Regions from separate parts of the Homo sapiens genome. Here all the other regions are linked to region 2. Evidence: chromatin loops called from intact Hi-C (ENCODE). Cell type or tissue: A673. All regions are shown on one strand. Links, peaks and the distances in the headings refer to the core of each region. The heading gives the core; the rest is flanking DNA. Region 1 overlaps LSAMP (limbic system associated membrane protein). Region 2 overlaps LSAMP (limbic system associated membrane protein). Region 3 overlaps LSAMP (limbic system associated membrane protein).

The links. Hi-C counts contacts between places; a loop is a spot of excess contacts. Peaks named below come from ENCODE experiments on the same cell type or tissue, not always from the same donor. Only the 100,000 strongest peaks of a DNase experiment are listed, where the experiment ranks them.
Region 1: a loop joins it to region 2, with 6 times the contacts of the local background. A loop is called at or near these places in 6 of 110 quality-filtered maps.
Region 3: a loop joins it to region 2, with 6 times the contacts of the local background. A loop is called at or near these places in 2 of 110 quality-filtered maps.

Annotation. Positions count from the first base shown.
Region 1 is chr3:115,827,772-115,838,590 of GRCh38, reverse strand. All of the region lies in intron 6 of LSAMP (limbic system associated membrane protein), which reads left to right. All of the region lies in intron 1 of LOC124906269 (a long non-coding RNA gene), which reads right to left. It also overlaps the pseudogene RN7SL815P. Among named protein-coding and RNA genes, the nearest start is that of SNORD155, 72 kb to the left of the region's middle. In A673, for the core only: CTCF peaks have their summits at 1,433 (motif pointing right) and 6,131; DNase peaks (open chromatin) are centred at 1,460, 4,310, 4,870, 6,540 and 1 weaker place; H3K4me3 peaks cover 584 bases; H3K27ac peaks cover 7,623 bases.
Region 2 is chr3:115,917,209-115,928,027 of GRCh38, reverse strand. The region is part of intron 3 of LSAMP (limbic system associated membrane protein); the gene reads left to right. The region is part of intron 1 of LOC124906269 (a long non-coding RNA gene); the gene reads right to left. Among named protein-coding and RNA genes, the nearest start is that of SNORD155, 17 kb to the right of the region's middle. In A673, for the core only: a CTCF peak has its summit at 5,157 (motif pointing right); DNase peaks (open chromatin) are centred at 5,177 and 8,957; H3K27ac peaks cover 3,635 bases.
Region 3 is chr3:115,855,915-115,866,733 of GRCh38, reverse strand. The region is part of intron 3 of LSAMP (limbic system associated membrane protein); the gene reads left to right. All of the region lies in intron 1 of LOC124906269 (a long non-coding RNA gene), which reads right to left. Among named protein-coding and RNA genes, the nearest start is that of SNORD155, 44 kb to the left of the region's middle. In A673, for the core only: a CTCF peak has its summit at 5,199; DNase peaks (open chromatin) are centred at 4,423, 5,353, 5,773, 7,153 and 2 weaker places; H3K4me3 peaks cover 1,651 bases; H3K27ac peaks cover 7,544 bases.

The sequences.
Region 1 (10,819 bases), core at 1,354-9,353, 89 kb after region 2:
ATCTTTTTCTTCATCCTTGGGCTAAGCATTACCTTATATTAAAGTTTTGAATACATTAATCCAATGGCACAATGTATGGCCAAGGATTCAGCTCCCTAGTCTTTCTCAGACGGGGATATGCATGACATAGATGAAAACTTGGACTTCGAGTGATACCAAGACAAGTTCCACCATCTGCATAAGTAACATAACAGACTGTGTTTCCAGACTGATAACTAAAATTCACCCACAAAGGTGATAGATAGGTTTATCTTGTTTCATGCTCTTGTTGAGTTAGATTTAAAATAACGGACATGGAGGAAGAAAGGGTGATGGGTGATAATTTAAAGGTTGTCACTTCTTATTAAGTGAGTGCAATGTACTCTGCAGTATGTACTATGCTAAATGTTTCAGATACATGATCTGATTTTTAAAAATTATATTTTTGTGTCAGAAACAGGTCTTGCTATGTTACCCAGGCTGGAGTGCAGTGGCTATTCATAGGCATGATTCCACTGCTGATGAGCATAGGAGTTTTGATCTGCTCCATTTCTGACCTGAGCCAGTTCGACCCTCCTTAGGCAACCTGTTGGTCTCTGACTCCTGGGAGGCCACCATATTAAACTTAGTGCAGACACCCAATCAGCATAGCACACTACAGCCCAGAACTCCTGAGTTAAAGCAATCTTCCCGCTTCAGCCTCCTGAGTAGCTAGGACTACAGGCATGCATCACAACAACCGTACTATGTACTTGTGCTTCTCCATTGCATAGAAAAGTTAAGTGACTAGTGCAACTAAGTAAGGCTGAGCTTGAGATTTAAATTCAGGTAGTCTATTTCAAGAGTCTAGGCCCTAAATCAACACATTATCTGCATCTGTGTATGTGGGCATAAATATTAGGAGATATATCTTGTAAGTTAGGAGGTGAGCAGAATCTATTTTTTTTTCTCCTTTTTTCACTCAACGAGGCCTTTCCACTGTCTTTATACTGCTCCATCCCTTCCCACCCAAGGGCACTGCTTGTGTTGCCTCCCACTTCCATTTTCATTAACTCCCAGTAGCCTGCTACCACCAGGTTAGTTCGATGATTGGCTTCTCTTTGGCATGTTGATGTTCTCAGTGAATATTCCAGCCTAGTAGTCAGCGTTTAGCCTAGTAGTCAGCGTTTGGTCTAGGAGGAGAATAAGGAGGAGAATATTCCCACACATTAAAGAACAATCCCACTGATTGATTACCTTGTACTTTAGAAAAATGTGTGGATTATAAAGGTCTTTTGAGGCTTTTGAGTACAAAAGAATAAAAATACAAAAAAAAAAATCTACACTGGGCTTTGCTGCATCCGTGTGTAGGAGGTGTTTTTAATTTTCTTTTTAAACTTTAAAATATCATTAAGTTGTAAAGCCATAGTTGACTAAATTTCAAGTGCTACCTGAGTAATCCACCACTAGAGGGAGTCTTTATAATGAGGGCCTCCCCATTTTCTTTAAAAAGCATTTTATTATCGGAAAGGCTTGCTGTTTAAACATACAGCACTTGATGATGCTAGTCAAGACTTGGCAAAGCCTAGGCCAAGCACAGTGGCTGAAGCCTGTAATGAGCTCAGGAGTTCGAGACCAGCCTGGGCAACATGGCAAAAACCCATCTCTACCAAAAATACAAAGAATTACCCAGGTATGGTGGCGTGCACCCATGGTCCCACCTACGCAGGAGGCTGAAGTGGGAGGACTGCTTGAGCCTGGGAGGCAGAAGGCAGTGAGCCAAGATCAGGCCACTGCACTCTAACCTGGGTCACAGAATGAAGACTTGGCAAAGCCTTTTAACCAGCTACTTTTAGATGCCACACAATAAAACAGCTTAAGCTGCTATCTACCCACATGTAGTTTGAAGCACTAGATGCAAACTCCTTAAATGGGCTCTGTGGATACATCTCGCCTCCCCTCGCCCACCCACTTAGCAGGTAAGAAACCAAAGCTGAGAGTTAAGAGACCTTGCTAAGAGCCACAGCATATAGCTGTGCATATAGCCACAGCATATATAGGGCCAACCTTATAGTTCTGTTCCCAAAATCTCCCAATCAGCTGCTAAGTGTGTTTTCCTCCTCAAGTAGCAGCTGCCAAAGGAGAAGTGCATAGCACCAAGGGTTCTGCCCTCCCTTAGTTTGAAAATCAAAAGTTGGAAAGTTTCGTTTTCCTTATAAGTGGTATTTACTTCACTTTACACTCTTACAAGATCCTGCAAACCCTAGCATGAAGTGTAAAACAGCAGCAGAATAATGCTCAAAGAATAAGAATAAAAATTGGGATGGAGAAGCATCTAAGGAAAGATACGTGAATAGGATGGAATTAAGAGAATGAGAATAACTAATGGGGCGTGATAGGCCTAAGACGATGATAACAGGGTGGAGCTAAGACGGTAATAACAAGCTGAGAAGCAGTTGAAAGGCACTGAAAGGAGGGTGGGTAAGATGGTTTAGCAATATAAATGGTCATGTGGAAATAAGGGCAGAGTGCATTTACCCAGCTGTGAACAGCATGATGAGAAAATATTAAGCTGAGTCATTTAAACAGTCTAATAATAATAGTAATAATAAAAATAAAATTCAGTAGAAAGAGTATAATATGGAACAGTGGTCTCCAACTGCTACATAAATGCTAAAAGCAGTTTAGCTATTTATTTTCAAAGCTAGAAACTTAATACCAAATAACCAGTGGAGGCTTAAACCATTTTTCTACTTGACACTTGTGTAACTAACACACAATTGTTCACTGGGCTGCTGTTGACCTGCTCCATCTTAATGGACTTAGGAAACTTTCATATTTAAGTGACAACTTCAGCCAAGCTGGAGAAAAGCTGACTCTGCAAGGAGACTGAGTTTTCTCAGTGTCCAGATGTATCCAGTGCCCAAAGTCCAGGTAAAATCTACTCTTTTTAAGCATAAGGCACAAGATGGTAGGCTATCAGATTTGAATATGCACATATGCCTTTCTCATTGTGGTTTTGATTTTTGTTGATTTTCATTTCTCATTGGTCTTTATTTAATCAAGCTGCTAGGAGAAACATAGAAAAGTGTGTGCTAATTATGTTACACTATCATATAATTTGGGAGTTAGCAAATAATACATCCTATCCCTACTATTCCATTCTATATTTCTGAAAAAGCCCCAGAAGAGAATTTAATCTTAGGTCTTTCATGAGATAAATGAAGGCCACCTTAAATTCTGAACTCTGTCAGTACATTCTATCTATGGTCAGTAGCTTATGTATGGGACTGTCAGATACTTTTAAGCTAAGACCTCAGTGTTCAAAAGAAAAGTACTTCTTATTATACTCAACAGGATGTATCACCAAGCAAATTTGATTGGTTGATCAAATTTCGGGTAAGAATGTATTATAAAAAGAGGGGGAATTAAGGAATAGACTAAAAATAAAATTATAACATGCTAAGAATTTATTACCTTGATGTTACTCCTATACTGGTATCAGTAATGTAAAGTAAAAACCTAAGGGAAAAGTTGAGCTAGTATTGTCCACAGTAAATTTTTCAAATGCTTGGCTAAAGCTGATGTGAACTATACGGCTTAGAGAGAGGAAAGAAGTCTGTAGCTGACACACGTTCATCTATCATGAGCTAAAGAGACGAGAACCAAGACCAAGATGTATCACCTGAATTTGATCACGATTATAAATACCCTCAACTTCAACTCTCTAAAAGATCTAAAATCTTGGTGGTGGGTTTTTTCCAGTAGGATTCTGTATGTAGGGTTATCACAATCTGATGTTGTCCTCCTATACTAGCTAAACTTTTTAAAGGCTCTGCATTTTTAATTTTGTTAATAAATTTCTTTGATAGTTTAATGTTAATAGGAAGTACAGACAAATGTTTTATGAGAGATATGATCCTGTAAGCATGGAAATTCATCTGTTGTATAATTGTTTGAATAACTAAACATGAGAAAGATACATATATATAATATTTAAAATCTCCATGATGATTACTATTTTTTCCCCTTTAGAACGTGTTTTACCCACAATCCCCCACCCCATTCAAGGTCAGTATGATTTTTATCACTGTAGCTCTCTTCCTGGGTCATTCTCCATCATCTTTAACATGCAAAACACACAAAGGGGGGAAAACACATTCAAAAAATTCACATACAATATAAATCATTTTTTTCCCTTAAACCTTTTTTAAAAAGCCAATTAGTTGCTTCCAACACCAGTTGAATAGGCATGGAACAAGACTATTATCTGACTCATCTTCAAATTGGTCAGTAGCTGTGAAGGCAATACTAAACTCAGCAAGCAATTTTTTTCTACAGTCAATATTTATTACAAGGAACTAGGAACTCACATATTTGGGACACAGCCAGTTAAATTCTCTAGCCACAAAAATACCAATTCTCTGACTGACTACCCTCACAGTTGGAAGTTTATACAGTCTGAATCTGAAGTCATTGGTATTACTTATAAAAATTAATGTATATATTGCTAAAGGTTAATCAACTCAACCGGATTATAACAAAGATGTTATTTTTTCTTAAAATCTTGGCCAATTCATGGTTTTTTTTTCTTTCCTTTTAAATGTACCTGTCTTAGAAAACATAAATGAAAAAACAAGATAATCATTCAGAATTCCTTTTCATAAACTTTCTATGCACTCAAATTAAATTTTGCCTCCTACATCGTATTTAGACGCAAGGTGCAGCCACAACTTTCTAGCTTAAGGCTATTTAAAGGGAAATTGGCAAATAAAATTAAAACAATATAAAAAATCTGAAATGAAACCAACCTACCATTGAAATTAAATTCCAGAAAAGTGATTTGCAAATAGACTCAAAGACCTGAGAAAAAAACGGAAACTAGGCCATGCGGGACCTGGCGTGGAAAAAATAAATCCAATTAAGCAAGATTATCATACACACCATAAAGGCAATGTGCTCAGAATTAAAGGTAGAAAGCTGCTGTTTTATAAGTTTGAAGATGAATCATGTTTCATTAACATTTGTCCAAACTATAAACTCTTGCAAACTTGTGTGTAGATATTCAGTGTCAATAATGCAATGTTTTGCATGTATATGCATTCACATATGCAAATATATTTTAATTATTTTCGAACTAAGGATTGCAAGGTTTCAAGGATCAACTAGACAGTTTAATAAGAGTTATTATCAAATTTTAAAAAGAGGACAAACTATTTTTAGTATGAAAGCTTAGAATAACTCTGTTGAATAGCAAAAAAAAAAAAAAAAAACTTCCCTAAAACAATGAAATCTGTTTCTAATCCCAGCCACTAAAAATAAGACTGTTAAAATGTGCCTGTTTTTTAGACTTGACATGATACTTACTGTTCATGGAAAATATCCCATTTTGAATTCCTGACATACCACAATTATTTTAACACATTTATGTTCTAGTGTTGCTGCAGAGATTGACATCACTTTATCATGTTGCCCTCTTGCAAATATATTGATATGAAAAACACACACATACGCATTTGTACCATTGGATAGCATTTTCAAAGAGGTCGTGCCCCATCTGAGATGAGCTTTGTACATTATCACTGTGACTCTAGGTATCATTTGTGAGAGCAGTTCTGCAGCCACCAACTCAAGTATTTATCTAATCGTGCATTATGATATAGGTAACTTTCAACAAAGTGAAGCCAGACACCATTCACAAAAGACAGCTGTCGGATACTGAAAAACAGTCTGGACTAGGGATGGAACACGAGGGATTTTCTTGAACTTCATATTTCCCACAAACTGAACTGTTGATTGGAGAATGACCCTAGTTTGATTTTACATTGTAGGTAGACTGTAGTTAGCTTTCTTAGATCCAATAGTTTTTAGAGAATATAGTTTATCTTATACTAATACTTTGGTCTTCGGCTAGTGGAAATTGAAAAGCTGTTCATTAAGACGGATGGCTGGCGTGAGAGTTTGCTATACAAAGATAGTCCCCTCTTAAGTTTTCTGTTCTTTACAAGGACTTTAACTTCTTAGGGATTGAATCACTTTTCTTCTCCTCTTTCCAATCGAGGTTAACCCAAGCGAAATGCAGCTTCCCATTGAAAGAAATACTAACAATAGGATGCTTAAGCATTTTTATGGTGCCAGTTAAGTACCCAAATATCTATGAGAAGCATGCCTCACTGTGGTCATAGCTATAATGCAAGGTATCTTCATTTAATTGAATATCATATATTGTCACCATCTTTATGAACTCTTAAATTTCATTCCTAAAATATCAATTGTCTCTTAGAGATTGGTTGACGTAAAATGGCCTAAAAATTTTAAGGCAATTAATTTTGTTAAGGTGTTTTGAAAGTGGGTGTTTCAAAAGTTACAAAGATTTTTTCTGCCTTCCCATTATAAAAAGGAAAACTTTCTTTCCTAATTTCCAACCTCACAAAGATGTATGTTTCATTTCAGCTGCTTTATTATTAATATCTCTCATTGGAGGATCTTCCCTCCTATCCCCACTCTACATGGCTCATCAAGATGACTGGGGATGCACAGCAGAGTCGCAGCAGGAATGTAGTCCTAACCCCTTCAAGCTGTGATTAAACAAAAACAAGCCTCAATAAATCAAATGCATTTCCCTTGGGTTTCCTTCATCATATTGCTTGATTTTCTGCAGTGATAATAATAATACTGGAATTCCACCAATGGGTAATTTATATTGGCTGTGTCCAATCAGAAATTTTCAAATATCCTTCCCCCATCTGCCAAAAACAAAACAAAATATAAAACCAGCTTGCTTTCCTCCTCCTTAGTTTAAAAGATACAAATAAAATAGTGTTCTATCCTTGATCTGTTTCTGATAGGTGTTTTCTTCCATTAATTTTAATTTAGGTTTATTTATTCTGAAGTGAGTCCTGAATTGCATAAATTTGCATAAATACCTCCTACTATATTGCTGCAGAAAATCCACTGAATTGCAAAATGAGGAAAGAGTCAGCTCTCAATGTCTGGGGGAACTTTTCTCACTTTGTGAGGTTGACATTGTTTCCTGAGGTTTCTGGGTACTGAGCAATGATAACATTTCTCCCCATCAGTTTACTTGTGCCTAGCTCTTCTTCATAATGGAAGTGCACCCAGAGACATTCTCACATTGAGGACCGTAGGTTCAGAATGAAGTGTTGAAACCAGCCTCAGAAAATTAAAAAGACGTGAAACAAGGGGCAAAGACAAGGGCAAACAACCGTTTTGTTTATGTAACTCTCAAGCGAAAAATTCCCTTGAGCGTGGGGCTCTCTGGACTCAATCAGCCTATCCCTTTCTGATCACTGCCACTTTGAAACAAAACAAAACAAATCCTGGAATGTGTCTCACTTGTTTGCCTCCCATCTGATTATTTATCCCAAGTGAACAGCCTTTCCATTCACTAACCCCGTGTGGCAAGTGGGTTTGGGAAATGTTGAGATTATCTTTCAGGTTCAGGCATGGCACCAGGTTTGTTCACAGCTGCTTGCCATTCCATCCCTGTTTTTCCATTGATAAAATGCATTGCACATGGCTGGGTTTGCATGATTAATACAGCTGTCCAAAGCTTTTTCAGAAAACAAAACAAACCCCCACTCCCAAAATTAAAGTTTAGAAAGAAATTAAAATCCAAACCACAAACAAGCGAGGCTTGCAGAAATCTGAAGTCGTCCTGGCATGTTTTCTCCCTAAGGGGGACTCATGTTCCTACAGGCAGGCCTGGCATCAGAACAGCCATATCCTATCTACAGTTAGAGGAGAGGGCGTACCTGCCCTCACCTGGCATTCCCAGTAATACATTCTTGAAATCAAATTCCAAAAGGATGAGAGGTAAAATGGGAGAAAAATTTTGAACATATCCCATGCTGTGAAGATCACTGAATAATTTCCAGTTTCATTTATTTTCTGTAGAATACCATCCTTAGTATTAAAAAGAAAAAGCTTATTTTCAGCTCCTTAATACAACAGTATTTTGCTTTGTTTAATAATGGTAATAATATTAATAATAACAACAGCTAACATACATAACGGCCTTCTCATGTACCATTAGAGTTTAAAGGGCTTTTGCCTGTATTAACTCAACTCCCAAAACCCTAAGAAAGAAACGTGCACCTTTCTCCCACACTTTTTAATGATCAAAGGACACCTACATTTCAACCTACCCCTTATTGCACCCAGGCACATATACAAATCTATAGTATATTAATAATCACCCTTGTGTATACATTCATGTTCATTAGATATGCATCTTTTCAATGGATTTTAAATGTTCATCTAATTTGTTTTATGTATTGCAATGCTTATAACACTCAGTTACTTTAACGTCTGTACATTTTTACAAAATCTATTTTCAAATATGCTTAGCACAGTGAGATGTATGCCCAACTCACACAGATTTATATGAAAGCATTCATTTTTTAAAAACTTGAGCAGAGCTATCTGGCATCGGTACATCTAATTTCACACACTTATTCAGGCTGATTTACATATACACCTCTATTAATCATGGATAATTACTTGCATTGTTCCTGTAATTCAGTTTTTCCAACTGTGAAATGGGAAAGAAATTATATTTTTCATGCCTACAAGCTCAAAGTGGTATTTTAAATAATATACAAAAGAGAGCTTCAAGTTCCTAGAAGGCATATTGAATTTAAAATAATCATATTCAGATACACATGTGTCTTATAATTTTTAAAAGCACTGATATTTGCAGGTATACTGGTATCATGTTGCATGGACATCAGCTAGATATAAGTTCAATGTATTCTTATTATATTTTGATGTATTATGGATTCTAAAGATTTCTGAAATCCCCACACTGCTGAAGTTTTAATGTAGAAGCATCCTAAGGCCAAATAAAAAATATTTTTCATTATTTTCTTACCAATATCATAATATTACATTTAAGAAGAGCTGCAAAATTGCACACAGTTCCTGGTTGTGTGGCACACACATATACACTCACACACTTTCAGCGGATGCCCTTCATACACAGTACCACATGACTGCCAACCCATCAGCCTAAAGGACCTGCCCTTTTTGCTGGTCAAGGGTATAAAGTATGTCCTAGGAAAGATTTCCCTTTTTAAATATGTCTCTCCTTCCCACTGGTTAGCAGAAACAAGGACTTTGTTACTACAAATAGAATTTAGGCAGACATGTCAGCACCAATTTACAACAAAATGATTGGCTCTGATTAATACACATGAAAATTATTGAGTTGACCTTCATACCTAATTCCCTGGCTCGTTTATGGGAACAATAGTCTGATTTCCTTCTGATTTTCTTTAGTGGTTAGAGACTCAAGCGGGATAATTGTACCAATATTTCATGTGGAATCAATGGTTCACTCATCAATCCAATGATTTTGACACAGTGTAATAGGGAGGTTTTCTCCCCATTTCTGTGTCTTATCTCCCCCACCTCTTTACTCTTCCTTCTACTCTGTTTCCTAAACTGTTGTTCTCTCCCCTGCTAAAAGTTGCTAGCAAGAATAAATCCAAAATTTATTCACACCATTATTTAAATGTTCAACAAGGGCTTGGAAGTGTTATTTCTCTCAAAATTTACATTTAGCTTCAAGCTAAATGACTAAAAATCCTACAGAGTCAATTTAAAGATAGGAGAATGTTTAGTCCTTTCTAGTGCCTAGAACTCCTTTCTAATGCCTCTTCCTGGTTTTCGAATCTGGATCTGCCTGCACCAGTCAGCCTTTCCTGGTGAGCTCCCTGTCCTTAATGCCTTGCTGTGCTATTTAGATGTCTAGAGCCAGCAGGGATTTGAAAATGAATATTTTTTTTAACAAAAATCCAAGCTTCCACTAAATTTTAATTTGATAGAAATATTGCTCTTCTATGAGCTTTATAGAAAAAAAAATTTTCAAAGTAACAGTTACATTTGGGGATTAGGTTTAAGTAATTGGCAGTCTTGTCTTTTTAATTAAAAGGAATAAAGCTGCCTAAGAGGAGCTCAATGAAATTTTGCAGCAGAAAATGTTGGCATGCTGCCCCAAAGGGTGAGAAGACCAGGATCTTGATGGACAGAAAACTGACACAGGCTCCTCTGGTCTTTAGAGTGCACGGCAGCACTGCTTGCTCTCGAGTCTGCCTCATGTGCCAGTTAACATGGGCATAGCAGTCGACTGTGAGAAACATTGTTGTGTTTAGACAGGAAGGAAGTCCTTCCTTTGGGAACTTAGTTCTGGGTTCAGAGACTGTATGGAGTGAGAGTCCTTTTTAAAAAGTGGTAGTACATAGAGGAAACAAATAAACAAACAAACAAAAAACAACAGCAAAAAAAACTCTCCCAAGTATTAAATCATCGAGATAGTACCAGCCCCTGACAAATGTCTTATGATAACCCAAAAAGTATGAACCTTAATTTTAACCTGTTCCTTGGCTCCTTTCTCTACATTTTCCACCATATTTACCAGGCATTACGTATGCATGTTCTCTTTGACATCTTTCAGACAAAACCAAAGAAAAGGTTTTGATAGTATTGACATTCACTTCTAAACACTGGTTACTAGCCATGCAAGCACCACCAAGCCCTTATCCCACCTATCTGGAGAAAGCTTTGACTTCTGAAGAGGCAAGATACAAATTAAGCTTAGTTAACAATTTCCCTTATACAGTCATTGCAGCCTCATGATATTCTTTCATCATCACAAGTTATTTGTAGGTATTAAACTAAAAAAGCACCTTGATGGGGAAAAAATCAGTATGAGAGATCCCACCTTACACCTCCCCTTGTATACTGCTGTGAAGAAACACACCTGCCAAGTAAGAACACAGCATGGCATAATGAGTTTGGAATTCCAATTTAAGGTGTTCCTATGTACTGAGATGTATGA
Region 2 (10,819 bases), core at 1,775-9,774:
TTCACTGCCCTCATAAACATTCTAGCAGTTATTGTGGGAAGGCAGATAATCAATTAGGCACAGTAAATGAAATTTAAAAGTATGCTTATCAAGTAACAATTCCTTGGAGAAATGAAAAATGTAGAGCATAGTAATGGTCTCGAGGTATGTGGCTGGAGCAAGGTTGCTCTTTAAATGGTGTTGTCAAAGTCAGACTTTAGAAGAGGGTGAGATTTGAGCAAAGACTTGAAGCAGCGGGAGTGTATGGAGGGGACGAAGGGGCCAGGCGGCCTTCTGGAGAAAGGCCTTTCCTGGCAGCACGTACAGCCTGTGCAAAGCCCTGAAGTGAGCATATGCCCGGCATGTTTAAAGAAGAGCAGGAAGTCCAATGTGGCCGAAGCAGAGTGAGCAAGGGCAGGAGTACCAGAGGAGGAGATAGGACGCCAAAGAGTTAAGAAAAGGAGGAATGCAGAACCTTTCCATCAAAAATAAAATAATACATAACCATGGTTATGTGGGGTGGGGTTGTCTCTTTCTTTTGGAAAGAAGAAGGGCTTTCTGGGAATAGATGGCCAGGCCAGGCAGCAAGCTGCTGTGTGTGGGAGGCAGGTAGGAGGAGGAGGCATAGAAAGCTGCAGATTACAAATGCTCTCACAGATCCCTCAATGAACATCTGTTATTTCAGAGTGTGGTGAATATTTCAACAAGTCAGCTGCCATAGCCAGCTTCTCAGCAGGCTGTTTCACTCCATTGCTCTCTAGTTCCTTCTTAATTCTGCTGTCTTTTATGCCAAGTCTCTCCTCATCTTCTTTTTTCACCATGCCCTATCTATTCTTTGTGGCTGGGAAACTTTTGAGATCAATGTCCTTTATGATGTGTGATTTCTCCCAAAGCACCGTTGCTTGGTCAGCAAGCGTGGGGTTGAATATATTTCCCATAAAGAAGAGTACCATTCAATTTGTCAGTCAAACAGTCAACAAATAAGCAGTCATTCATACATTTATCTTCTCATTAATTCAACAAATGTTTCTTAAGCATTTATTATTTTTCAGACTTCATTCTAAACACTGAATATGCAGCGAAGAATAAGACAAAGTTACTGTGCTTATGGAGCCTATATTGTAGTGGCAAGGAGACCAATTATCAGATAGATGAATAGAATTTTAGATAAAGAATGAGTACAAAAAAGAGAAAGAAAAGTCAAGAAGAGATGGGAGATGGTCCTATTTTAGACCAAGTGAAGTGAGGGAGTAAAACTTTCAGAAGCCTGGGGAATAATGTTCTTGACAGAGAGAACAAATTCAAAGGTCTAGAATCAAGAAATTAATAAGCCTTTAGCATTTGCCAGGTCCTGTATTTCACAGTAGGACTGTGGTTCTCAACTCCTGATGCACGTCTGCATCCTTGTGGAGCATTTCAGGACTCCAGAGGAGCACACCCCCACAGGACTCCCAAATCTGAATTTCTCATGAGGGAAGCTGAGTGTGCCTATTTTTTCAAAAGGCTCCACCAGATGTTCATCCATGTTTGAGAACAATTGCACTGGCGATCCAACTGTGAACACGGCAAAAATTTTATCTGTTCTCATGACACTTTATTGGTGAGCTCTCAGTGCTAGAAAAATGTTTATGTATATGTTGGTTCAAAACCATTTCCGTGTGATTTCCTGTCCTCTGTTCTTATGTTCTCTAAGACTACAAAGTTCAATCCCCTTGCATGTGGCAGTCTTTCAGGTATTTGAAGGCAGCACTTGTTCCAATGAGTTCCCTTAATCCCTCTGTATGAGAGATATCAGACATGTTACCATTCCATTCACTCTCATCTAGCTTTGCCCCATGTGTCCAGACTGTTCTTTAAGTGCCGTGCCCAGAATTAAGACAGAGGTTCCCTTTATGATCATGGAGGCAGCATGTGCCCATCTCCAGACACCTGTTTTCTGTACTTCTTCATACATCTCACATAACAGTTTAGCAAACTCCCTTACATGTTTTTTTTTCTTTTTAATGCTCTCTAGGATGTACTGTTATCCTTCTCTGTTACTGTTTCTTTCTATCACATGTAATCATCATTAATGTTCTTCAATTCTCTTTCATTGTTTTTCCCTTTGGATCTGAAGTTCTCTCCCAAATAGCAAGGTTAAATGCTATTTTACAATTTTGGTTTGCCTTATTAAACCCATTCCATTTATTCAGTCCATCATATTCCTGTTTTTCTGCACTAGGCATGTCAACATATTCTATGCATTAATAAATAATATTATTCAGAAAAAGGTTAATTGACCCAATTAACTGGAACACTCAATCAGTGGCATTCCACTTTTAGAATTAAAAATGAAATTTTAATAAATAAGCCAATAACTCAGTGTTTAATTCAAAGAACTTTCAAAATGTGTTTCAGGGTCAGTTCATATTAGTTACACTCCAAAAATTTTTGCAATGCCTCTGATCCATCATTCTCAAATAATTTTATTGTTATACAGTTTGCAATATCAAATATAGTATTTTTATAATACTTAATATTACCAAGACAGATAGGGCCTTCTATAACATTTGTGAATCTTGGAGCAAAATTGCAAATGGAGGCCCATCATTTAACTGCCTCATACTTTAAAACTACAAATCAAGCTTAAAAAATTCTATCTTCTAACTTATAAAATTATTCCAAAATGGCATAGAAGTCAGGTTTGAATTTATAATTCTTGAATACCTTTGAGTTCTGTGCCAGAAAGTGGTAGTGTTAACAGCTGAATTCTGAACCCTGGCTTGTAGTGATCCCTCTCCTCTTTTTACATTTGACTTTGTCCCACAGCACAAGAAGCTTTGTGAACACATGTGTGGACACCGTAGCCCATGTGTCCAAGCTCCCTCTACACTCTCCAAAAATAGCTCCCCCTTGTTCACCCCCCAGGCCTAGGAACACACACATACCTGGGATATGGCCTACCCCTCAAAGAGTGGACTTGGAAGGAAACCCAGGCAGAACCAAGGAGCAGACTATGAGCCCCACAGGCAGGGAATTTTGGAGTCTCATATACCTAGAACATGGTCTAGAATGTATTGTGGAGTGGGTATTGGCTGTGGGAGGGAATGTCCCAATGGTCTCATGAATTTCTTATAAGAAAGAGCATAGCAAGAGAAAGGCCAGAGCAGGGCCTGTCAAAGTGTAGGGGATTTTCTAGCCTGGATCTAAGTGCACTGTAGTACTAAGGGAGAAGTAGGACCCTATGTTTAGGAGGACTTTAGTTGCAAAGACTCAAATAAAATGGGCTTCTGATTATCCCCAATTTGACCCGACATTTATTTAAGCATAATTTTTAATGTAGGTATTTTTAAGCATATTGTATTTCCCTGTAATGCCTTCCTAAAAAACTCAAAGAATTCTGCAGGACAACAAACTTTCTCCCTACTTTATCAGCCTATCTTATGTAAAAGGAAATAATCTTTCAAAAGTGGCTTCCCTTTTAAACATATAATGAGGCAATGTCTTCTCTGTCTCTAAATGTCCAAGTGATTTTAGACAAGTTTCTCTATCCCTCTGGTAAATATGAAGGCAACATTTGGACAATATTTAAGGTCCCTTCCAATCAAACATTCTCTCTGTGACCCTATGTATTCACTGTTTTCCTAGAGGCCTATAAAATAAGTCCATTGGCAATTGTAAAATTTAATGAAAGACATAAGTAGAAGAAACACAGAAGAACCAGAAGAGACGATGAAAAGGGAAACTATATGTATTGATGAACTTCTGATCCAAATAAAGAAGATTAGATGGCCACAATGGAAGAGGCCTAAGGTAATTAGAATAAGGCTGCACAAATGGTGATTTAAAAGGGCAAGGAGCTTACCATTTCACTCCAGCTAAAAATTTTAGTTAAAGTCAAAAAGTCCAGATTAGAAAAAACAAACAAACTAAAAAATTCAAAACTTTAGTATCTTTGCTAATGTGAATTAGGATCAGGTTCCTAGGAATTCAAGTTAAAGTTGCAAAACTGCTCTACACAATTCACTCAGTAAACATTTAATAAGCCCTTTATACTGATGGCCTTGCTAGATACTGGACGAAAAGAAAAAAAAATAGGCATCATGAATAGAAACAGATAAATTTATGTAGTGCTCCTCTCCTTAAAATGTTTGGAGACACATAATGATAAAAACCTATTATAATACAATGTTATATGAATGCTAATATAAAAATGAAAAAAGTGCTATGAATATTTTAGAAGGGGGAGTAATTCTCTGGTAACTCACAATGCAGGTGAAATTCAGGCTTGTTCTAGAAATCTAAGTAGGAGTTCACTGGGCAAAAAAGGAAGGAAAAGTCATTCCAGGTAGGAGAGACAATAAAAAAAATGGAAGTGTAGTGTATTCAGGAATGATATACATTTTCTTTAAAGGAGAAGATGATTGTGATAATAGTAATTAGCCAATAGGATATACTAAGCAGATACTATATATCAAAAATATGTTAAGCATCTCACATAGATTATCTAAATTAAGACTTACATAGGAGTGATATCAACAAGATAGCAAAATAGGAAGTACCAGTCCTTGTCTTCCACAGAAACACTGATTTAACAATATATGCACCAAAATATCTTTATGAGAAATCCAGAATCCAGTTAAGAAGTTGCACCACCATAGGTGAGCACAAAGCCAAAAATAGATGCACTCAAATGGTCAAGAAGAAGAATTTCATTTTATATGCATCAGCCTTTGCCACAAGCCAACACAACTCAGAACCCCCAGAAGAGAACACACTGGCTCGCAATTTCTTCATCAAGGGGAAAAGGAAAAGTGGAATGTGAGTCCAACAATCTGGCTCTTTGGAGGCTGCCCAAATGATTGGTTTCTGTCTCATCTCACCTAGAGTGTTAACAGAACTGGCCTTGTTTGAGTGTCTTGGGCAACTGAGAACACAGAAGCATGGAAAGAGGCAGCTTGCTACAGCTTTTGTAGTCAGGAAAGAGAACACAATTTGAGGCTTCTCTTTTAAGAGAGAGTAACAGAGTGTGTGTTCAGTGTTCAAGTTTTCAGAGGGTTTCCTGAGGAATTGATAGGTATAATGCCTCACTCACAGTGCTGGCAGAAAGTCAGCATACTTTGGATGTTTGGTAGCTACTAAGAAAAAGGGAGAGCTTGGTAGTCTGCTGCTATAAAACCAGGGAACTTGCAGTGCCACCAACAGACACCAGATGGAGGAAGAGATTATAAACTCCTGCAAAAGAAACCAGCATACCTCTCTCCTCTTCACATGAGAAATTAAACTCACAAGCACAGAGAAGTGGCATCTTCCCCAAAAGATTTCAGAGGCACCCTTAACCCCCAGCCTGACTGATGGGTGAGGATCTTCCCCAGTAAAAGCAAGTCTATAGAGACTGGGTAAGATGGCTGTCTTTTCAAATGTGTGGACCCAAATAAAAAGTTGTAAGACACACAGAGAAACAAGAAAACATGGCCCAAGGAAAGAAACAATATAAATCTTCAGAAATTAATAATTTAAAAATGGAAGTATATGAATCACCTGACAAAGAATTCAAAATAAGCATCATGAAAATGTTCTATGAGTTCAAAATAATAATGATGAACAAAATGAGAATGTTGACAAAGAGATAGAAATATATATATTTGAAAACCAAACAAATTTTGGAGCTGGAGAATGCTCTGAACTGAAATATTCATTAGAGATAGTCAATAGTAGATTTGACCAGGCAGAAGAAAGAATCCATGAACTCAAAGACAGGTTATTTGAAAAGATCTAGTCAGAAGAACAAAAAGAAAACAAGGAACTAAAAAAGTAAAGAAAACCTAAGGCACTTATGGGACTTCATCAAGCAATATAGGCATTATGGAAATTCCAGAAGGAGGAGAGAAGGAAGCAAAAAGCTTGTTAAAAGAAATAATGAATGAAAACTCCCCAAGTCTGGAGGAAAAAATCAGCATCCAGATTCAAGAAGCCCAATGAACTTCAACTAAGATAAATTCAAAGAAATTCACACTGCAGTATTTTACAAACAAAAATTCACACCAAGGCATTTTATAAGCAAATTGCCAAAAGTCAGAAACAGATAAAATTTTGAAAGGAGCAAGAGAAATGCAATATATCACATACAAGGGAGTAATCATAAGATTATTAGCAGATTTCTTGACAATAACCTTGCAAGCTAGAAGAGTGTGAGATGACCTATGTGAAGTACTAACAGAAAAAAATCCTATCAGTAAAGAATACTATATTCAGCAGAAATATTCCTTAAAAATTAAACAGAAATAAGGACATTGCATATAAACAAAAATTAAGGGAGTTCAGCAGTGCTAGACCTACCTTATAAGAAAGCTAAAAACTTCAAATTAGTTGAAGTTTAAGTAAGAGAATGCCATATGACAACATCAAAGCATATGAAAGTATAAAGCTCACTGGTAAGGGTAAATATATTAATAAATACAGAATACTGTAATACTGCAATGGCAGTACATAAATCACTTTTTATTCTGATAGAAGTTAAAATGTATAAGAATAATTATAATTATAAAAATACATTAATGAATAATGCTATAAAAGGATATAATTTGTGGCATCAATAACATGCGTATGTGTGGAGGGGAGAAATGAAAGTATGGAGAATTTGTATGCAATAGAATTGTCAGCTTAAAATAGATTGTTATAAGATGCTTTTTGTAGGCACAAAGAAAATATCTCTAGAAGATACACAAAGGAAAATGAGAAAAGAATCAATGCATGTCACTACAAGATCAATGAAACATAAAGGAAAACAACAAGAAGAAATGAAGGATAAAAGAGCTACAAGGCAGAAAACAATGGGCAAAATGGTGATAGTTCATTATCAATAATTACTTGAAAGTTAATTAATTAAATTCACCACTCAAAAAATATAGAATGACTGAATGGATAGAAAAATGAGATCTAACTATATGCTATCAACAAAACATTTACTTTAGATTTAAGGACACATACAGGCTGAAAGTGAAAGGATGGAAAAAGATATTCCATGAAAATAGTAACTGAAAGAGAGCAGGAGTGGCCATATTTATATTAGTCAAAATAGACTTTAAATCAAAAACTGTCAAAAGAGACAAAGAAGAACATTATATAATGATAAAACTGTCAATTCACCAGGAAGATATAACAATTAATATATATATATATATGCACCCAACATCAGAGAACCCAAAAATATGAAGCAAATATTGATAGAACAAAAGGGAGAAATAGACAGCAATGCAGTAATAGTAGGGCATTTCAATACTCCACTTAAAATAATGGATAGAACATCCATATACAAGATGAATAAGAAAACAGAGGATTTGAAAGACACTATTGCCCAAATGGACCTAACAGACATATACAGAATACCCCACCCAACAGCAACAGAATACACATTCTTTTCAAGTGCACATGAACCATTGTCCAGGATAAATCCCATAATATGTCACAAACAAGCCTTCACAAATTGAAGAATATTGAACTCAATAACAAAAAACCTGATCTAAGAAATGGGCAAAGAACTGGAATAGACATTTCTCTGAAGAAGACATACAAGAAGCCAACAGGTATATGTAAGATGTTCAACATCACCAATAATTAGGAAAATGCAAATCAAAACCAAAATGAAACATTGTCCCACACTTGTTGGAATGGTCATATTAAAAAAAGAGAGAGAGAGAGGAAAAAATAGAAAATAACAAGTGTTGGATAGGATGTAGAGAAGTTAGAAAACTTGTGCACTGTTGGTGGGAAAGTAAAATGGTGCAGCCAGTATGGAAACCAGTAAAGAGGTTCCTCAAAACAATGTAAAAATTAAGAGTTATCATATGATCCAGTGATCTCACTTCTGAGTATTTATACAAAAGAATTGAAATCAGGATCTTTAAGAGATATCTCTACTGCCATGTTTATTGCAACATTATTTGTAATAGCCAGGAGGTAGAAACACCCTAAATATTCATTGAAAGGATAAGAAAAATGTGGTATATATGCAAGAGAATATTATTCAGTTACTGACAAGGAAGGAAATTCTAAGTTACAAGATGGTTGGAGCTTGAGGATGTTATGCTAAATGAAATTAGCCAGTCACAAAATGACAAATGCTACTTCAGTTATATTGGTATCTAAAGTAGTCAAAGGGCTGGGCACGGTGGGTGGCTCACGCCTGTAATCCTAGCACTTTGCCAAAGTGAGTGGATCACCTGAGGTCAGGCGTTTGAGAGCAGCCTGGCCAACATGGTGAAACCCCGTCTCTACTAAAAATACAAAAATTAGTCAGACATGGTGGTGCCTGCCTGTAATCCCAGCTACTCGGGAGGCTGAGGCAAGAGAATCACTTGAACCCGGGAGACAGAGGTTGCAGTGAGCCAAGATCGCGCCACTGCACTCCAGCCTAAGTGACAGAGCAAGACTCCGTCTCAAAAATAAATAAATAAATAACCTGTTTTGTCACAGTTTCATATGCAGAAAAGAAAGAAACAAGCAAGAGATGATAATGTTCACACCCCAGACCCCCATTCACACTCATTTATACATACACACCACGTTTACCTATGCACATACATGCTCAACCCAAACCTGACCTCTAGAATTACAGTGAAAACAAAGTGTTGGCCAGCAGAAGCCTGGGCCTGATGTAAGGCACTTATACCCTCTTTCTCAGCTGGTATGATTAAGCTGCTTTAACTAGTTGAGAAGCTATCTAGTTATTAAATCTTCCTAGACTATGCATTCATGAGTCTGGCAAGCACAAGAAACGTCACCTGCAACTCTTTTGCCCTTAGGGCCAAAAAAGCCCAGGCCTATAGAAACAGGACTCTGAATGGATCATGTTGTCATTTAATTTCTAGATTCAGGAAGCTAAATTTAGAATGTCCTATTGACAACCCAATATCCGGCAGGACAGTGGGGGTGAGGAGTGGGGAGGGAGGAAGCATAATTTTTCAAGTGCTGTGTGGTCTGCCCTACAGGAAGTAGAGAAGCATCAACTCTTCTAGAGCAGAAATTTCATCTCTCTTAGTCCATCTCCCAAGAGATATTGTAGATAGTGTTAAGATTAGAGGTGTGAGTCCATTAGGTCTGAGTTTTCCCTATGCCAGTTTTGTAGCCTCAGGCAATCATTTAGCCTCTATTTCATAGGATTGTTACAAGATTAAATGAGAAAAATACATGTAAGGAATTTAGCACAAAGGTTGGCACACAGAAAACGCTACATAAATGATAGCATTATCTGATCTGGCCAAATTTAACTCATTCCAAAGTCTTTTTGAGACAGTTAAGAGTACCTCCCATCTCTCTGAGCTATAAGTACCATGAAGCAGGGACAAAAAAAAAAAAAAAAACCTGTTCTTTAAGATTTTGTCCCTAATCTAAAAATGAAGCTATCGAGGGATTTACTCTGAGCAAAGCAGCCACTGAGAGTTGCAGTTCATCATCACTCAGCCAAAGCCATAGTCAGGGCCAGAATAATTGGGCTGACTGTGGGGCTGGTTCCTGTGCTTTCCATCACAGCCATGCCAGTGAGAGACTGATGTAGGTAACAGTCTTGGCCAGAGAGATAACAAAATGCCCCCTTCTCCCACCTCAAAATTTAGCAGGCTATTCTAAGAGGTTATCATGATTTCAGAAAGTGTTGCCTGAATGATTGAATCTGGATTTGTTTTACTGAAAGAACATGTAAATATCATAACAGATAACATCATTCATTTCTCAGCTTTGGGAGAAATCTTGTACATTTCATTTCCCTTGGCTATTTTTTATCCAGGCCAAGAAGAATAATCCATAACCTTTGCATCATTTGGAATAATGTGGTCTTATCCTAGATATGTGCTAGTAATCTCCCTACGTAAGAAGCTACTAATAGACCCAGGGTCTTAATGGCACTGGAAAAATAAAAATCCTTCTTTGTCCCCCAGTAAGAAGCAATGGCCAGTGACCTGAAGGATCAGAGGGCCAGAGAGGTCAGTAGATAAAAATGTGCAGTTGAACCTGACCTGACCCCTGCCCACAGCCACAGCACTGGCCCCGATTTCTGCTCTGCTTCTCATGGAACTTTAACTGAAGGGTACTTGCATTTTAAGGACTGTTTCAATTTGAAACAGGAGGTGCTTTCAGAAAATAATAGTATGTAATTAAAATCTTTCTGAAGGACAGAGATAATTTTTATATTTATGGAAGTTGGTGAGGCAGCAGATTTACTAGCATATTTGCAAGGTTAATGTACTATGCTCAATAAAGTGTTTTATAATTTTTCAAGCAAATTGTAAAAATGGAAAAAGTGAAGAAAATCCCATTCCATTTTGAGTATCTAAAAGGCACCAAATTAACCCATCTCCCTACTGGGGGTGCTATATTCCTCCAAAGCGTGTTTTCAGATATTTAGTAGTTATGAACTTGAAAAAAAAAAAAGGTCATTAATTTAAAAGAGTGTTTGATGCAAAATGGGAAGGGATGGAATAAATTGGAAAATATTTAAATATATAATGACCTTTAGGGATGCTGAAAAATAAAAGATATGAGTTATGCAGTTTCTGAGAGTAGGAAAAAGTAAAAGTAAAAGTAAGTTTTAAAAGTATCCGGAAGGAATCAGGGGTGGTAATGGAGCTACCTCTGGAAAAGTGATAAAGAGGAAATCACTGAGAGATGGGTCCTGTTACTCCAGAAGTTCTATGATCTCTGGACTGAAACATTTTATTTCAGAAGGCAGCAACAATATAGAAGCAAAGGTACGTAATAAACAATAGGCTAAAGTGGTAGAAAGGGAAAGGTTGCTTGCAAGTAAGAAGTATGGAAGCAAGTGTCGAGGGATTGCCCAAAGCTATTGAGCATTGTTTAATGTCCT
Region 3 (10,819 bases), core at 1,067-9,066, 61 kb after region 2:
GCACCTCAGGTTGGCCACATGTCATTTGAATGTAACTTTGCAAACCAAGACTTGAGTGTGGGGTAAGAGAGCTCAGAATTCTTCATAGCATGATGCAAAGAAACTTTACATTTCTCATCTATTTACAGATTAACTTACTCTTAATGATCTTCCAACACTTGAGAAGGTCAGTAGCCCTCCATCTGTCATTCTCCAAGTTCACCAACAGCTTATCCACCCATCAAAGGTGCTTTTGTAACAAAATCCATGCATAATGAAACCAAGAAAGGTAACGTACATTTTCTTATTCAACTTTGGGTGTAAATGACCTATTCTCAGTGATTTTTACAGTAAGGAAATCTAGTGATTATACCAGGCAACACTGAGAACTGTAGGATGGAGAGGAAAGAAAAGGGTAACCCACAATTGGGAGTTGAGATCCAGGCTTTTTTGGAGTTCCAGGTAGGCCAGAAAGCAGTCAGCATTGGCTTTTGTCATGAATCTAGTGTCTAGAACTGGTAGGCAAATGAGGATCAATCTCAGGAACAGAGCTGAGACTTTACAAATATGATATGATTGATTAAAACACCAGAGTCACACAGGCATCTTAGCTCTGCCATTTACTATCTGTGTAATGTTGGGAAAGTTCCTTAACTTTTCTAAACTTCACTTCCTTCATTGGTTAACAAGAGACACAGAGAGAGAAAAGAAGAAGCCTATATAGATAAACTAGAAGATGTAAAAAATCCATGTGACACGAAGTGCTACCCAACAAATGGAGACTGAATTGTTAGTTCAGAAATGGGAATTGAGCTCAAGGCAGAATGTTGATTCTCCTCATAATTTAACTTGTCTCCTTCAGTCTTTCCTGATCTAAATACTGGATTGATCCCTGATCCCGGGTCAAGATGGCTTCTGTGTCTGGGGTTAACCTAACTCCCTTAAGAAAAGAAAAGGTATATGTTTCTGAATGCCAAACTAGTAAGATCAGAAGGATGCTTACCAAATGTAGGTGTTCTGGAGTATCACCTGGTAGGTTTTATAAACTAATGGATTCCTGAGCCTCATCCCAGGAAATTCTGATTCAGTAAGTCTGTGAAAGAGCCCAGTGATCTGCATGTATTAGCAGTTTCCAGTGTGATTATTATATAGGTGGTCCATGGATCACAGTTTGAGAAACACCTGTACAGATGCTGATCAGAATTTGAGATAAGCTGATCACATCTGGATACTATATCTGTGTAATTTTTTAAAGTGAAAGCAAAAGGGAAAATAAATAGATTCACATAGCTTCTTTTTTATTTCAAAATAGTAGCAAGAGTTGAAAAAGACATCTACAGAGACTTATTTTCTGGAAACTAAAGAATCCTTTTATAAAGGGTATTGAGTAATATGTTAGACAATATGTTTGACTGAAATTTATGAAATGCATAGAAAATGTGTTCAAAGGGGTAATTTTTAAATAGTCTTTAGAGAAACGTCCATGGTCTCACTTCAGTGAAGCCATTTCTAGGAAGTACTGAAATAATTATGGTCAAAATGGTCTGCTTTCTAAATATGTGATTCTTGGACAGAATCCAAAGACTTGAATAAACTGATAGTAGCATACCAAATAGATATGCCTTGCAATTATTAAGTGTCTTAAGCATTTGATAGGTTGTACATTGACATCCATTAGCAAATTATCTCTGGACAGTTATTCTGAGTGGTTGCAATGAGATCTTATGTGATAGGTACAGGAGGCGAGGGGGTCAATCTTCTGGTCAACTACCAAGAATAAGATGAAATAGCTTCAGCACAGGGCTAAGACATTGCATAATAATGTATTTCTCTCATATAAACAAATGATTGAGTACATTTAAGTGCTTGTTTGAGATCCTAAGTTCTGTGCTATTTATATTAGAAAAATACTGCACAGCCTGACCGTTTGTATGGCAGGTATTAGTTAGCTCTCTCTATCCATGAAAATTCTCCATGTACACTCTATTAATCATACACTTTCATGAAAATCATTTTGCGGTTCACACTGTTTAGGCTGGGAGGGTTAGGAGGTGGTGCGAGGACACTAGGGAACTTAGAAGTTCCCCACGAGAAAGGAAGATAAGCTGAGTGTTTCCTGGGCTGAGGGAGTTTAGAAGACTTGAGCTAGAACAAAGGATGAGTTCTTTCTACCTCCACCTCAGAACTTTTCCCCTTTCCTGTAAGATTTATAGTTCATATCATTAGGGAAACTCAGGTTGGGCTTGTTCTCAGAATACGCAGATCCAAAGGGATAATACCAAAGCACAGAGATTTCTAGGGAATGATGCTGCACCAATGTGAGCAGGCTATTAGTCAGCTATAAAATACAGCAAGAAGGGTCCAGCCCTGTAGGAAAAGTGATGGTGACAACTAAATGATGGGTCAAGTTTATAATTTAGCTCAACTTTAGTCCCAGCTGGGAACTGGAGTGCAATCTGACTGCCAGTAACAAGGATCAAAGAGCAATCAGGCAACGTGCCATGGAGTGGAGAATAGTGAGGAAAATTCATTTGAGTGCACATACAGCTACCTGTCACCTTCAGAGTCAGCACTCTTAAGTCCAGACACCTCTCAATCATGGGCAAAGTGCTTCTAACAATTGGCCAGGCTCAAGTCTCACTGCTTTGGGGGCCAAGTGGACTGGACCTGTGGTTACAATTCTTTAATAGCCACAGTTGAACAGTACAGGAGGTAGGTTACAACACACAATGCCCATGGATAGTCATGAAAACTTTTTGTCCACCTAATTAGAAAATTGTTCTGATTTTATATAATATCAACTTGCTTATTACTATGCCTCCTGTCATTTGGAATTGGTGTCTAATTTTCCTAATCATTCTTTTTCCCTTATGCCAGAAATAGAAAAATCGTAGAGATTTTCTTTTTCATTCTGAGAAACCTGCCCTTAGGATACAGCCAGAAGAATAGGTATGTCTTTCACTGACACTGCAATTATTAAATTCAGTTTTCTTTGAAAATATTGCATTATAAAGGTAATATATATATAATCTATGTCAGAAATTCAAGCAGGATAGGAAGGCATCAAATGAAGAGAAGTTCCCTAACCGCACACTTCTGGGCCTCCTGATCCCATAACCCAGAAGTAAGATTGTTAACATTATGTAAACATTTATTTATATATATATACAATATATATGTATATGCAAATGTGTTGTATATGAATAACACATATACAACACATTTTTATCCTTTATTTGAATCCCATTGTTTAGAAGGAATCTCCATTTGAATGTCCTTTAAGCATTCCAATTCAATAGATAAAAAAACTCAATTATTACCCTCCCACCCCTCCACCACCACCCATAAAAATATCATCCAGTACACAGATCAATCAAACCAAAAACCTTGGGGTCATCCCTCTCCCTCACTTGCCATTTTAATTAGAGGTGAGTGTGTGAAAGTAGCACTCTCCCTCTGAGGTCCACCCCTCAGGGTAAGAGAGTCTTGTGGACTTTCTTTATTTCAACCATTTAAACCTCTGAGGTGGCCTTTTCTTCTCCCTTTGTTTTTATTTAAAAAGGAGTGCAGGAAACATCCTCATGCAGCGCTTTTTAAATGAAGTGACTTGTCAAGTTCGAGACTATAGCAGTAATCTGAAAGGCAGTAAATTTAGTGACCCTCACTTGCACTGACAGCCTGTCAAGCACTTGAAACATAAATAGCAGTGGAGACAAATCGCTGCTGTTTTCCTATTAAGCTTTGGCCCACTGGCCTCATAGCCTTCTAGGAGCGCATGGGCCCAGCCTGGGAGAGGGACTGCTTTCAAGAACAGGCAAGTGCTCTCTTCTTTTCTCTCCCACGCCACCTCTACCTGCGCTCCTGACACTGCAGCTGGGACCCCCACTCCCACTGTGATCCATCTGCTTTACAGAAAGGCTAAAAATCCTGAGCCCAGATTGAGGGGTGCTGGTAAGCAGAGGCCTGCAACCTAGAATGAATGTTGATGGAGTAATTTTTAGCTTGTACCTTTAGGTCAAAATGAAGAAGCCAATGGCTGGACCCTTTAATTTGTTTTGACCCCTGAGCTACCCACCTTATGTTGAATGGAAACATTCCAAGAACATCACTTTAATTCATACTTAAACCTTTTCCTCTTCTGCCCTGCTCCCACTCCTTACCATTCTTTTCTCTTCATTACTTATGTATTGACTTTAAGCAAGAACAGTTCTCCAAATTGGATCAAATAACTCATTCAGCACTGGGCCTAGCTGAAGAAGTAGATCTGGGATTTTAGGGTGAACCTATATGAGGTCATTGCAACATCAGGTTCTGTTAAGAAAGGGTGAAGGGCTAGACGGGGTTATTGTCTGCTTTGTTTTAATTACATTTCAAAGGCTTCTGTGGCAGCTTCAAAACTCTGCCTAGCAATCCTTCCATAGTGCAATCACCCTGCTGAGTTTAACACATTCACTTACTAAATGCCAATTGATTTATGTGACTCTTAAAAACAGCAACTGCTGCTCTCATCTCTCTTGATATTTAATCCTGAGCCATGGCAGAGTTGCTAATAACAGGTCTGGTAATACCCCCACAGTTCTGATGACAATGGTGAGTGATCTTGTTTGTTACTGACTCTGTCCAGCAATTCTAATATTTGTCCCTGCCAAACAACCCCCTGCCCCCAGGTTTTAAGAAAAAGTCTAAAAAACAATTAACATCTGCAGGAATCTTTACTTCTATTTTATTCCCAAAGGACTCTTTTAAGTATATGGGGCTTTTTCAATCCTTTGTTTTCAGTTTTGCTCTTCTTCCCCGCACCCGAGGTCATAAAAATGAAGTAGGAGAATGGGTGCTGGCTTTAGGAGCTACATCCTACAAATGTTCTGCAGTCCCTGCTCCAGTGATTTGAATTACAACTCGTGTAGATTACAAATTTAAATCCACAGTTAGCTAAAATCTCTTACCAACCCCATATTTCCAAGTACCTATAGAATATACTCCACAGTATGTCCCAGGAAAACCTAATACCAACCATATTAGAATGGAACTCATTATCTTCACTCCAAAATAAGTACCCCCTCCTAATTCGCCAAGTGATTCCACCTGCATTCACACTTAGGAAGTCATTAGCTTCCAACCTACACACTGCATTTAGAATACATTTCTTCATACCTGAGAAAACCAAGTGGACTACAGGAAATTCAGGGCAGGTGAGGGTCTGTGTACAGGGTCCACATTCCTTCTCCTACCGCCAGGGGGACAGTGCCACTCTCTCTCATTGAGCCCAGACACCGCCTCAGAATCCTTCTCAACATCATTCCCCAGGCAGCCACCGTCAGTTAAACAAGGTTGATCACAATTTTTTGAAATCTTTGAAGAGCCCATCTCCACTTTCACAGTAATTCACAGGAAGGCTCATCAAAATACACGTTAGTACTCAGTGTCAAGAAACAGGCACTGAGAGTAAATAGTGTTGGTGTATAAAGGACTTTAAACAAATAGAATTTTCATACGATTTTATGCTTACACATCATGTTTCCTATATGGTGTGTAGGGAGGAAGGAAAGGAAGGAAGGAAGGAAGGAAGGAAGGAAGGAAGGAAGGAAGGAAGGAAGGAAGGAAGGAAGGAAGGAAGGAAGGAAAGAAAGAAGGAAGGAGGGAGGGGAGGAAAGAGGGAGAGAGGGAGGGGAGGAAAGAGGGAGAGAGGGAGGGAGGGAGGGGAGGAGGGGAGGAAAAAAGGAAGAAAACAAATTACAAAATAATGCCATTGTACTCAGTACCCTGTGGGTGCTGGCAGGCTTAAAGGAGATGTAGTGGTACCTCACATAGCAAATCCAGAGTCCTCAAACCACCCGTCACATCCCAGTGCATGTCCTCACACATCACCATCCTCATTTTTCCTGCTCGGAGACTTCTAGATTGCCACACCCTTTTGCAATTTGCCAGCCCTAATTTTTTCTCCACTTGCATTTCTTAAGTTCCTGAAAACTTATTTCTCCCAGAAATCTTCTCTAGTACTAAGTCTACTCTACACTGTCTCTGTAGCTCCTTTGCTGGTTGCTGGCATTTTTGTGTACCAATAGGTTTTTATTGCTAATGGAGGGACTCCTAAAAATAAATGGTTAAGAGGCTAAATTTTTAAAGATCAACTTTTTTCCCCTCATTTATTGGTTCATTTGATCTTTTCAATAAGGAAGTTAAGTGAAGTGGACAAACCTCATAAAAGATGAAGCCTGTCTTTTTACCTTCTTTATCAGTAATTGAGCTGCATTGCTTTGGAAATTTCTCACATGTCTTATTCTCAATCTCCCACTCTATACTTGAAAGAAAGAAATAAAGCAGATTCTGAGAGCTAAGAATCCAGCCAACTGTAGCATCCTTCAGCATTCTAATGATAAAAGTAGGCATGCTTAGTTCGGAACATGAGTCCCAAACGTCCACAGACCTGGGTCAAAGCTCATGTCTTCCTTACTAACATTATAAGCTTGGGCAAGTTTCTTGACCACTCTAAACCTGTGTTCCTATGTGTTACACATCTGTAAGCAATCTTAAAACTATCGTGAATTAAATAAGATAATATATCTGGGTCACTTAGCACAGTGCCTAGCAAGTGTTTATTAAGAGGTAGCTCATACAACACTCACTCTACAATATTTCTTAAACTTTTAATAGGTTCCGACATTGTGCTACACACTAGGGAAGGGATACAGTGATGATCAAAACCAAATGTGGTTTTTACAGTGGTAAAGCCTTACAATGTAACCATAGCTATTCTCAGTACAATCCCCTTCAGAGAACTAAATATAGGGGATTCTGACTTCAAGCATCACATTTAGAAGGGCAGGGCAGTTTCTAAAAACTGACACCAAGTAGGGGGTAATGGTTTAGTATAAATACAATAAAAGAATGTCATGGCCCAGGACTGAAAAAAGGATGCATGCATGGCAGCCTCAGGCTGGAAACTCAGCTCAAACTATTTCAGCTGGCTTATTTTTTATATGTGAAAGCAAAAATGCAAATCATAATGAATTGGATCTCTCTGGATGCCAGGAAGAATAATCCCAGGATGTTCTTTTTCATTTGGCCCATGCTCATTCATAGAGCCAAAGCCAGTTGTGAATCTTCCCTGGCATTGTTCTTGTCACTGGTTTCTGGGTACTAACTACATCCTTTGGGGTTGCAGAAGGCATGGGGCCAATTTGCATAATCCACCCCCTGTTGTGTCTTATTATTCAAATAGGGAACATTTCTATAGCAGAGTAACCCACCCCTTCCCTTGCATGCAGCTCAAATGTCTAAACAGTCATATGCCTCTTTCTTCAGAAAACTCTCTCTCCTTTCATTTCCATTCCTCCAACTCTTCCCTAAAATCGTTCTCATTATATCACATCTCTCCGTTTTTGTTTTTGTTTTTGTTTTCTTCATCCCCTTCAATACCTTGTTCTTCCCTGTGTCTCCTTATCCTCCTGTGGTTGTTGCTTTTGACGACTGCATCTACCCCTTCCCTGCCTTCTTTCAATCAGGGATCATTTTACCACTCTTCACCCCTCCCTTCCAGTGGTGAAAAGTGAGGATGAGAAGTGGTTTCAGCCTTTGGACAGCAACATTGTCAAACACTAAGGGGTCTCTCAGGTGGAATGTGAAGCGGAGAAGCAAAAACCTCAAATAATCTGGAGAGACACATGGCTGGAAATACAAACAGAACCCTACTGCAGGCATCTTTTCTAGATTTCTTGTGTTTCTTTCTCTCTTCCTTTCCTTAGCATTTTTGTGTAGAACGTGATGTGCAGGAAAGCAGGGAAGAAAGCAAAAACAGGAATAGGTGAGAGCATGTCCTTAGGGGAAAACAAAAGCAAAACATGAAACATACTGTAAGAACAGAAACATGGTACAGCATTTGAAGTTCTCACAGGAAACTTCAAATGGCATCACTGATTCGTGATCTTTTTTCCTTTAATTTTCTTAGGTAGAAGTTCATAGCTTGCTTTTCTTGCTTACTTACTTCACTCACATTTCCAATCACAGACCCACACAAACACAAATATACACACATATACACCTTGCAAGATAAATTCTAGTTCTTTGCTTTTCATTAAACTGTATGTATGTTTGTGTTTATAGCTAGTGTGTTTACAGCCACTTGCATGTAAATATTCAAACGTAGGTGAGTAAAAGGAATAGCAACCCCATTTCAAGCACATCTTCCTATCTGTGAAAGATTGATCTACCGAGATGCTATACTTATAAAAGTCTTCTCAGAACAGTGAAAAAAATGATCCATTCATTTCCTAACATACTTTCCTTGGAATTCTATATTTTTAAAGTCACAAAGTGCTCCAATTTAGCAAGTTTCCTAAATTGTATTCTTTGTATCTCAAATAAAAGGAAAGACAGGTACTATAATGATTATTAGAGCAATAGTCTGTAAAAAAATTTTTAATTCCAAATATGGGGCTGGTTGTCATGTCCTGGGAAGTTTTTGAGGCTAGTCCTGTTCTGCTTAGTGAGCAAATATTTGAGGGTGAGGAAATGTGTGTGCTGCTCACACACATTTAACAGTAAAATCTTATATGTAAATAACTAGCTTTTTGTGGGGTGTGTGTGTGTGAGAGAGAGAGAGAGAGAGAGAGAGAGAGATGGGAGGACGGAAGGAGGGAGAGGGAGGAGAGAAAGAAAGGGAATGAGAGAAAGCAGCACCATGGAAATATATTTAATTTCAAATGGCTCCTTTTTACAAATGCCTGGTTGACCTTATAAATCTAAATCAGTCAACATTTTGCATAGCAACTACAGGGCTCACTAAAGCATGGAACTCCGAAGGCACTGTACTCAGAAGGCAGCACCTGGCATGCTTTAATTGGAGTTATTCCTGGCTGATTTGCCTCCACATTGGGGAACACAGGAGAGAACACTTTTCTCTTGCCATTAGCTCTAGGCCCTTCTTTCTGACTTATGAAGAAATATTAAAAGAACTAATATGTACAACTTGAGTAAACAGTGACTAAGAAGGGATATGCTAATTATGTGCAAGAGTTTAAAAGGTGCATACACTGAGGAGGATGAGAAGTTATTTAGCCTGGTAGCTGAATATTGCCAGGAGACACAAAAACACATTAAGCAAAGGGAGATTTAAACTAAACACTAGATCCCAGAATAAACATAACACTCAGCGATGTGAGCAGGCTTGTGGAAATTGGTTGAGATGTTTAAAATACCAAAATACTGAAATTTGCATTTCAAGTAAACATTTCTGTAAGGGCAAAAAATAATAGATAGGGACAAGAGAAAGACCCAAATTGTGGCCATAGAACTCGTCTACCAGAGAACTTAAACCATAGGTTTTGTGTCCATTTCTGGCCTGAGAGTCTTTTTAAGGTTGAGAGAATAAAAGACATTATTGGTAGGACCCTGGGGTTGAGAGCAGCCAGTCAGAGAGAACTGAAGGAAGTGGAGAAAAGTTGCCCTCTTGGGGACAGGCTCGTGGGGGCAAAGGGAAAGAAAGGAACAGGAGAATCTGAGTGCATTTTAGAATTTTGTGACTCAAGATTCAGCTGGTGTATTCCATGCCTTAAAACAAGAAACGGCACTTGCTAAGATTGTATCGTGCCTGTGTCCACAGGGAGCTCTGTTGGTTTCCAAAACGATAACTCCACATGGCAGATAATTCCTCAGGACATGGCCAGAGATGCCCCTGTGCAGTCCTTCAACAGCAGAGTATGCAGCACACCCTTTCTTCCCCAGTAAAAGAGAACTCTATTAGGGTCATTAAAAGGCAGTGGAGTTTTATGCCAACTTCTCTGACAGAAATACTTAGCCACTTTTCAATACTTAGCTCTATTCTCTTAAACTACATGAAGTGCTGACAATGACTCTAGTATCTCTTTGAATTTCTTAATTCAGTTCAGCTTTATCTCAGTCCATTCAGGTTACTATAACAAAAATACCATAGACTGGGTAGCTTATAAACAATGGAAATGTATTTCTTACAGTTTTGGAGCTTGGGAAGTCCAAGATCAGGGTGCCAGCAAATTTACTGTCTGATAAGGGCCCACTTCCTGATTCAGAGACAGCTCTCTTTTCTCTGTGTCCTTACGTGGCAGAAGAGGCAAAGGAACTCTCTGGAGTTTCTGTTTTCTTTTCTTTTTTTTTTTTTTGAGATGGAGTCTTGCTCTGTCACCCAGGCTGGAGTGCAGTGGCTCGATCTCAGTTCACTGCAACCTCCGCCTCCCAGGTTGAAGCAATTCTGCTGCCTCAGCCTCCCAAATAGCTGGGATTACAGGCACATGCCACCACACTTGCTAATTTTTTTGTATTTTTAGTAGAAACGGGGTTTCACCATGTTGGCCTGGCTGGTTTTGAACTCTTGACCTCAAGTGATCTGCCCACCTCGGCCTCCCAAAGTGCTAGGGTTACAGGCGTAAGCCACCATACCCAGCCTGGAGTTTCTTTTATAAGGGCACTAATCTCATTCATGAAGGCTCCATCTTCATGACCTAATCACCTCCAAAGACCCCACTTCCAAATACCGTCATCACTTTGGGGCTTAAGTTTCAACATATGAATTTTGGAGAAGCACCAGCATTGGGTCTGTAGCAAGCTAACTCAACAAACATTTATGGAGTGACTAATCTGAGCCAAACTCTGTGCTAGTTCATGAGGATATTATGAGTAAGGCATGGTCCCTGCAACACTTACAATCTGGAGCTTTGGCTTTCCAACAACAGAAAAGCTCCCATTTCCTGTTAAATTTCTGTGAATTGGTAAGAAATTCTCAAGTGAAGCAGTAGAGATAATGCATTGTGGGAAAAGTCTCCTGGGTGTGACTAGAACAGACTAATCAGGAAGGGCCAGGGAATGC